2 separate regions of the Homo sapiens genome follow, and region 1 is linked to region 2. The links are chromatin contacts, found by Hi-C or POLR2A ChIA-PET in ENCODE. All regions are on one chromosome and are shown on one strand. The core of a region is the stretch at or near the end of the contact, and the rest is flanking DNA. Distances in the headings are between cores, read along the strand shown.

What was found. A loop is a pair of places that touch in the nucleus more often than their neighbours do. ChIA-PET counts read pairs that join two places held with the same protein, here RNA polymerase II (POLR2A). Pooled maps may share reads with other maps.
Region 1: a loop to region 2 is called in a map with no recorded cell type, with 4 times the contacts of the local background. The contact joins two enhancer-like sites. A Hi-C loop is called at or near these places in 2 of 37 single-sample maps with no recorded cell type and 1 of 50 pooled maps. POLR2A ChIA-PET finds 5 or more read pairs at or near these places in 1 of 52 experiments (activated T-cell).

What each region holds. Positions count from the first base shown.
Region 1 is chr2:223,932,119-223,935,886 of GRCh38, reverse strand. All of the region lies in intron 1 of WDFY1 (WD repeat and FYVE domain containing 1), which reads left to right. Among named protein-coding and RNA genes, the nearest start is that of WDFY1, 11 kb to the left of the region's middle. Within about 2 kb of position 1,571, at least 3 of the 41 ENCODE cell types and tissues checked have a DNase peak (open chromatin) inside an H3K27ac peak, as active enhancers do.
Region 2 is chr2:222,712,762-222,716,455 of GRCh38, reverse strand. No RefSeq gene overlaps it. Among named protein-coding and RNA genes, the nearest start is that of MOGAT1, 43 kb to the right of the region's middle. Within about 2 kb of position 1,960, at least 9 of the 41 ENCODE cell types and tissues checked have a DNase peak (open chromatin) inside an H3K27ac peak, as active enhancers do.

The DNA.
Region 1 (3,768 bases), core at 322-2,821, 1.2 Mb before region 2:
CCTCTCTCCTGTATTCAGACCCTCCTTCATCTCCTAGATCCACTTCAAGTTCCACCTCCTCCATTGAATAATTCTTCCCAGCCCATCATTCTCTGTCCTTTCTGAGCTTCCTTCAACACTCCTAGTATATTACTGATGATGCCTAGTTAATTACAATCAGGTATTAGTTCCTGTTGCTTTGTGTTTATTCATCTTATCTTCCCACATAGTCTGTACTCCACCAGGTACTGCATAACTAGCTACTGGTTGAATGATACAGACTTAACCATTTCTGCACAGTAGACATTTCCTCTGCTGTGTTTAGCTTTAATAATCTGCTAGTTCTTTCCTAAGAAGCAGATGGTAATATAATGAATGATACTTGTTTCTAGAATTTAGGTATTCATCTTCCCTCTCTACAAAGTATGCTCAGCAAATCTTTCTGAGAGTTGTTAAGACATTATTAGCACATATATACTGATTTCATGATGTATTTTTGTCATACTTCATGGTGAAATAATCTCTTTATTCATTTTTCTTTGTCAACCACATACTACTTTGCTCAAAACACTTCCCTTCAAGGTCAAGGTGAATCTACAGCAGATCACCGTCAAAGAAATTTTAAGTAAAAAGTCGCCTGTGTGGATTTTTTTTCTCTTTCTCCTCGTCTTTATACTTGATTTAGACACTTAGCGTCAGTAGAGTCCAGTTGCAAAGGTTAATGGGGAGATGAGGGTGCTTATAGTGCAACCAGTATTGATGGGGGCATTTTTGGTTTCTAGGTTATGGTTTATAGAAAATACAGCCTAGTATGGAATTCCTGGGATACCTGCAGTGTCCCATAGAGGCTTCGTCCTGCTGTGCTGTTCCCTCGCCGAAACCCTCTTCTCAGTTTCATTTGCTTGATTAACTCCTTCTCATCCATTAGGACTTCTTGTGCGATGTTTGCCAAATCCCCCAACCCACTATACCACCATTCCCACTCCCTAACATTAATCTACCCTTTTTCTGTCCTCATAGCTCTTACCACATTATATTGTTACTGTTACTCATTTACATATTTGTCTTTACTAATTAAACTTTTTCTGGCTGGGCGCAATGGCTCATGCCTGTAACCCCAGCACTTTGGGAGGCCGAGGCAGGTGGATCACCTGAGGTCAGGAGTTGGAGACCAGCCTGGCCAACATGGTGAAACCCCATCTCTACTAAAAATACAAAGATTAGCCAGGCATGGTGGCAGATGCCTGTAATCCCAGCTACTGGGGAGGTCGAGGCAGGAGAATCACTTGAACCCGGGAGGTGGAGGTTGCACTGGGCTGAGATAGTACCATTGCACTCCAGCTTGGGTGACAAGAGTGAGACTCTGTCTCAAAAATTAAAAAAATAAAATAAAATTTTTCTAACATGAAAAACAGTGTAAAGCTTATAGTAATGTCTCAAGTGTTAGTTTGATTGAATCAGTCAACAAATCTGTTAGGGAAAAAGAAGCATGGAACGTAATCTAAAAATAGGCCACTGTCTGGGTGTGGTGGCTCACGCCTGTAATCCCAGCACTTTGCGGGGCCGAGGTGGGTGAATCACTTAAGGTCAGGAGTTTGACACCAGCCTGGCCAATGTGGTGAGACACCCCATCTCTACTAAAAATACAAAAATTAGCTGGGTGAGGTGTTGTGCGCCTGTAGTCCCAGCTACTCGGTAGGCTAAGGCAGGAGAATTGCTTGAACTTGGGAAGCGGAGGTTGCAGTGAGCTGAGATTGTGCCACTTTACTCCAGCCTGGGTGACAGAGTGAGATTCTCTTTCTCAAAAAAAAAAAAAAAAAAAAAAAGAAAAGAAAAAGGCTGCTATTCCTTATTAGAAACTGTGCTTCTTTGTGATTCCTTTAATTTGTGTTTTAAGACTTCTAGGCCATGGATAGGGTTCGAGACTTTTTTTTTTTTTTTTTTTTGAGGCAGGGTCTCACTCTGTCTCCCAGGCTGGTGTGCAGTGGCACAATCAGAGCTCACTGTAGCCTCCACCTCCTGGGCTCAAACGATCCTTCCACCTCAGCCTCCTGAGTTTGAGACCACAGACATGTACCACCACTCCTTGCTAATTTTTGATTTTTTTTTGTAGAGATGGGGGGGGGTCTCACTATGTTGCCCAGGCTGGTCTTGAACTCGTGGGCTCAAGTGATCCTCCAGCCTCAGTCTGCCAAGTAGCTGGGATAACAGACGTGTGCCACCATGCCCAGCTAATTTATTTTTATTTTTTGTAGAGACAGGGTATTGGTATGTTGCCAGGCTGGTCTCAAGCCCCTAGGCTCAAGTGATCCTCCCACCTCAGCCTCCCAGAGTACTGGGATTACAGGTCTGAGCCACTGTGCCTGGCCAGACTTTGTAATGTAAGAAAGTGTTGCCTAGATCCTCCATGGACTCCAGCCTGTCTAGATTATTCCTGCTCTTCAGTGATTAGAGTGGTTTCTAGGCTTCTTGATGGCACAAGGATCACAAAAAATTATTTTTATGCTAACAGTGAAAAGATTACAGCAAGAATGGTTTGGAGTAAAAAAAAAAAAAAAAAATCTGCAGGTTTTCAGCCAATCTGGCTTCTGGAAGGGTGATATTTGTTTAAAGGGGGTGCAAATGCTGGGGCCACCCAGTGGCTTCTTCCCTGGATAAAATCTGCCTGTGGTGACATCAGCAGTCTAATTCTTGGTCACAGACCCTTGAAGCTGTCCTGTGGGAGGGGATGGAAATTTCTGTTTTTCTCAGCCAATCTAATTCTCCTCTACAAAATGAGGCTGGTTTCTCTGCCTTTTAATTTAGAGAATAAATTCAATAACAATCTAACATTTTCTCTCCCTGTTACCAAAGGAGAAAGACTTCTTTTTGCAGCAAGAATGAACAGGGCAGAATTCCAGAGACTCGTTGGAAGGAAATTGCTATTTATTCGATAAAAACAGATGGCAATGATAGCTATGTTGTTCGTTCCCCCTTTCAGGCAAACGTCTTAATGTTATAGAAACCATCTAGCATGCCAGAAGTACACTTTTTTTTTTTCCTGTATCCCCTGGAGGTACTGTCAGACTAGGAAAAAATATCCTTTGCTATAGGTGACAGAAATGTTCACAGATTTACCAAGATTTGAAATAGTATCAGCATCCCTAAGAATGACCAGAAAATCAGATTTTCTCAGAATTACTGTTTGCCCAGAGTTTAAAAGAAATCAGGACCTTGGACTTAATTTGTAACATATAGTATGCCCTTTTAAAATGATTAATTGAATGATCTCTTTTTATCAGTTTAGAATTTAAGGATGGTTAAATTGCTTTAATTTAGCTGTTTTTGGAGTGATTAGGGTGTGTTTTTGAGAAAGTTTAAAAAAGATATTCAGTTTCAGAGATATTGCTGTTTCAGGCCAGGTAGAACTTGGTGTGATTTTGTAGAAATAATTATGTGCTAGTTGAGTCTGCTTATTAAAGTCTGGACATCAATTTCAAGGTAATCGACCCGGCGCCATGGCTCATGCCTGTAATCCCAGCACTTTGGGAGGCCGAGGTGGGCGAATCACAATGTCAGGAGATCGAGACCATCCTGGCTAACACGGTGAAACCCTGTCTCTACTAAAAATACAAAAAATTAGCCAGGCGTGGTGGCAGGCACCTGTAGTCCCAGCTGCTCGGGAGGCTGAGGCAGGAGAATGGCGTGAACCCAGGAGGTGGAGCTTGCAGTGAGCCGAGATTGCACCACTGCACTCCAGCCTGGGTGACAGAGCGAGACTTCGTCTCAAAAAAAAAAAAAAAAAAAAAA
Region 2 (3,694 bases), core at 711-3,210:
GTATCTGGCTAAAATACTTTAAAAAGAGTATTGAAAACACTGATTTTGATGATGAACACCAGGAACACAAACAGGCCTCACAAATCAAGGTAGAAGCTTCGTCCTACAAGGCGCTGACATCCAAAGGGAGGCAACTTCATTCTTGACCCAGAAAGGAATTTCACTTTTACCTTCTTCCATTGTTTTGGCTAGTGTCTGACTGACTAGATTTTATACCACAGCTTTATTGAGATATAATTCACATACCATCAAATTTACCCACTTAAAAAGGAGAATTTCAGGGGGGTAGTATATTCGCAGCATTGTGCAACCATGACCATGATTAATTTTAGAACATTTTTCATCACCCCAAAAGAAACCCCATGCCCATTAGCAGTGATTGACTTGATTTGTAATTTTCAATCTTTTCTACTAGTTTTTGAATATTTCTGAATCCGAGGAGCCTCTTTGTTTCTCCAGGCACATGAGACCACGGCAGTTGGCGGACTCGTTTCCTCCTGCCAGCCCCAGTTCTTCTTTCATTCCTGTCCACCTGCAGTTGTCAGTTAACCCCGCCCCCGCTTTCTGCTGTATTTTATATTCCATCAAGAGAATTTAAAGTACTGACTCCTCACTCTGACAATTTGCAATTCTCACAGTTTCACACCAGTTTCCTCGCCGATATTCATCCTCAAGTCTAAATTAATTCAGCCTCGCCAAAGTGTGGGAGATGAAAAACATTCTATCCAGGTTGAAAGCCACACTCATACATTATCACTCAGGCATAAAAACACATTTATTGGTCAAAACTTTTACAAATGGAAAGCTTTTAAAAAACATACCACAACGAATCCCATATAGAAAATATACAAATTTCACAGTCTCCTATAAAGATTTTAACAAGTAATAAACAGTGTTATTCCATAGTTTTGAATGATAGAAAGGAGGAAACTTCTGAGATAAATTCCACCTATTTTTATTTAGGGAATTAAATTTTTTCTCAGAAACACATGACTAAATATTATTGTGATCCTAGAGAAATTCCAGTAGCAATTTGTTTCATATATATATATATTTATATAATTTGTTTTATATATATATAAAACGTGTGCATGTGTGTGCATGTATGTGTATATGCACATATACACACATACATACACCAAGAAAGTGAGATAATCATTTCAGCTCACTGCATTTCTTGGAGGAACAGAAATAAGTGACAAAGGCGGAGGAAAAGGCAGAGTTATCAGGTAAACCTACACCTCCAATTAGATGTTATTGCCTTGACAGATAAAAGGCCAGGCAGAGACCATAAGATACAGGCAGAAATGACCTGGAGGATCATTCACTCCCAACTCTATTTACCTAGGAAAGAACAGAGTCCAGGTTACCTAGCCAATTACTAGAAGATCAGAGGCTGAAGGACTATCTAAAACAGAAGGCTGGAGAGTAGAAAAATGTGGCAACCAGGTTCTAGTTCTCTGATTGTCCCCACATCACTGCAAACCCACATTGCAGGGTCTGGAATCCAACCAGAAAGATCTAAGGCTCCAAGTTGGTCTGGAAATGGAGTAGGAGAGAATTAAGCAGGCTTGGGGAACGCCAGCAACATCAGGTTCATGTCTGTTCTCAAGAGAGCCTAAGATGATTCTTAACCAGAATCTAAGAGCTATTAAAAAAAAAAAAAAAAAAGCAGCTGTGATAACTCAGCTGAATGAGGCTGGAGCCAGAATTGAGTCTGGGCTTAGTACCATCAATGAGGTGACAGAAGCTCGGCCTCCACCTCTGTCTGAGTAATAGGATTGCTCTGGCCTGCTCTAATGATCACAACACGACTGATGGAAGATTTTTTTCTGGGTCTGTCAGTTGTCATGGGCATATGACACCTTGCCTTATTCACTGCTCCAATACACAAGGCTCTCGAGGCTAAACTTGTTGTTGAAAACTTGGACTTTTCCCAAGACACAGCACCAAAATAGCTCTTACAAAAGGGAAAAATCAACAACGTGGTGTACCGGCCCCCAAAAAGAAAAATGTTCTCAATGCCAATAAGACAGCTTGATTCTGCACTGTTTAATCCCTTGCTTCAAGTGGATTTTTAATTACGCTCTACTTTTTTTTGACACTTCTGTTTTATAGGAGGATTTTTAGGTTTATTAATCAGCAATCATGGACTAGGAGTACCTCCTGCTCAATCTAGGGAAGAGTAATAGGAACATGGAGTCACTTTTAATCTGCATGAAACTTCACTAGGGTTCAACTGCTTCATCGGCAGAAGGAATAATTAGACAGATGATGAAGTCCCTTCTAGTGCTAAAACTTGGCTTCTTTGACACAATCCACCAGATTTCCAGGTTAGTGCCACAAACATTCCCCAAGAGACTACTAGAGACCTCCTCTGTTGGGGTCAGGATTGAAATGAAAACAAGACACAGATTCTGCTACTGAAGAACTCATTATCCTATGGGTTAACATGGATTGAGATCAACTTTCTCCTTTTGATATAAGATAGTAAGGCACTAAGCTGGAGGTGTTTGGGAAGGATTGACTATAACAAAAAAATATAAGGTACTAGAGAAATCTCTTTGTTTTAAATATAAATAACTGCTTCTGTGTTTGCAATCCTAGAGAAACAGAACAACTGGGTGGTTATTTTAGAAGTCGCCCTGTTTTTCTCCCTTACAAAGATATACAAATTCTACTTGAAGTAACTCCTCCAGCCCTACAAATAGACATTTGGCTACTTAGGTTAAAAAACACAAATATGAGAGCTAGCCATCTTGGGCTATTGACAAAGCAACCAATCAACAAATCTTGCCAATGGTGTCTCTCGTCAGAGGAAAAGAATATGAGCTAATGCACCCCAAAACTGTTTTCATATTTATCACAAACTTTAGTAGCCTGCATCAGTGAGGTAGTTTGAAAGAGACGTAAAGTTACAGATGTGTGGACATGATAACCAGATTCCACCTCCATGTTTCCCATGATAGAAACATACATTCTACCGAAAGCAGGGATGTCACTTTTAATCCTACGCATACAATAAAGGTTCACCCATCATCCCTAACATATACACATTTTGATGTTTTCATAGTAGTTGCAAGGGATTTGCAGCAAAACATCTAGCATCACTTACTGTTCCCCTTTGAAAAGATCAAACTGGGCTGGCCTTCATAAGCACTGAAGCTGCAACCTTCATCGTGAGCATGATAGACGTAGCTGGTCATCAACAATTTCATATGCTTCTAGCTGCAAGACAAAAGCAATGACTCAGGCTGCACCCAGGGTGCAATGGAAACACAGGGAAAAATGTCCAAATCAAACAGCATACATGCACATTTTCCCAAGGAAATGTTTCTCTTACAGTGTTCTACGGTTATTTGCATTATCATTGTTTTGCTTTGCTGTTTAAAAAAAAAAGTTTTGTTTTTTTTTTTTTTTGAGATGGAGTTTCACTCTTGTCACCCAGGCTGGAGTGCAGTGGCACAATCTCACCTCACTGCAACCTCTGCCTCCTGGGTTCAAGCGATTCTCCTGCCTCAGCCTCCTGAGTAGCTGGGATTACAGGCACGCACCACCATGCCCAGCTAATTTTTGTATTTTCAGTAGAGACGGGGTTTCACCATGTTGAAACCCCGCCAGGCTGGTCTCGAACTCCTGACCTCAGGTGATCCACCCACCTCGGCCTCCCAAAGTACCGGGATTGTAGGCATAA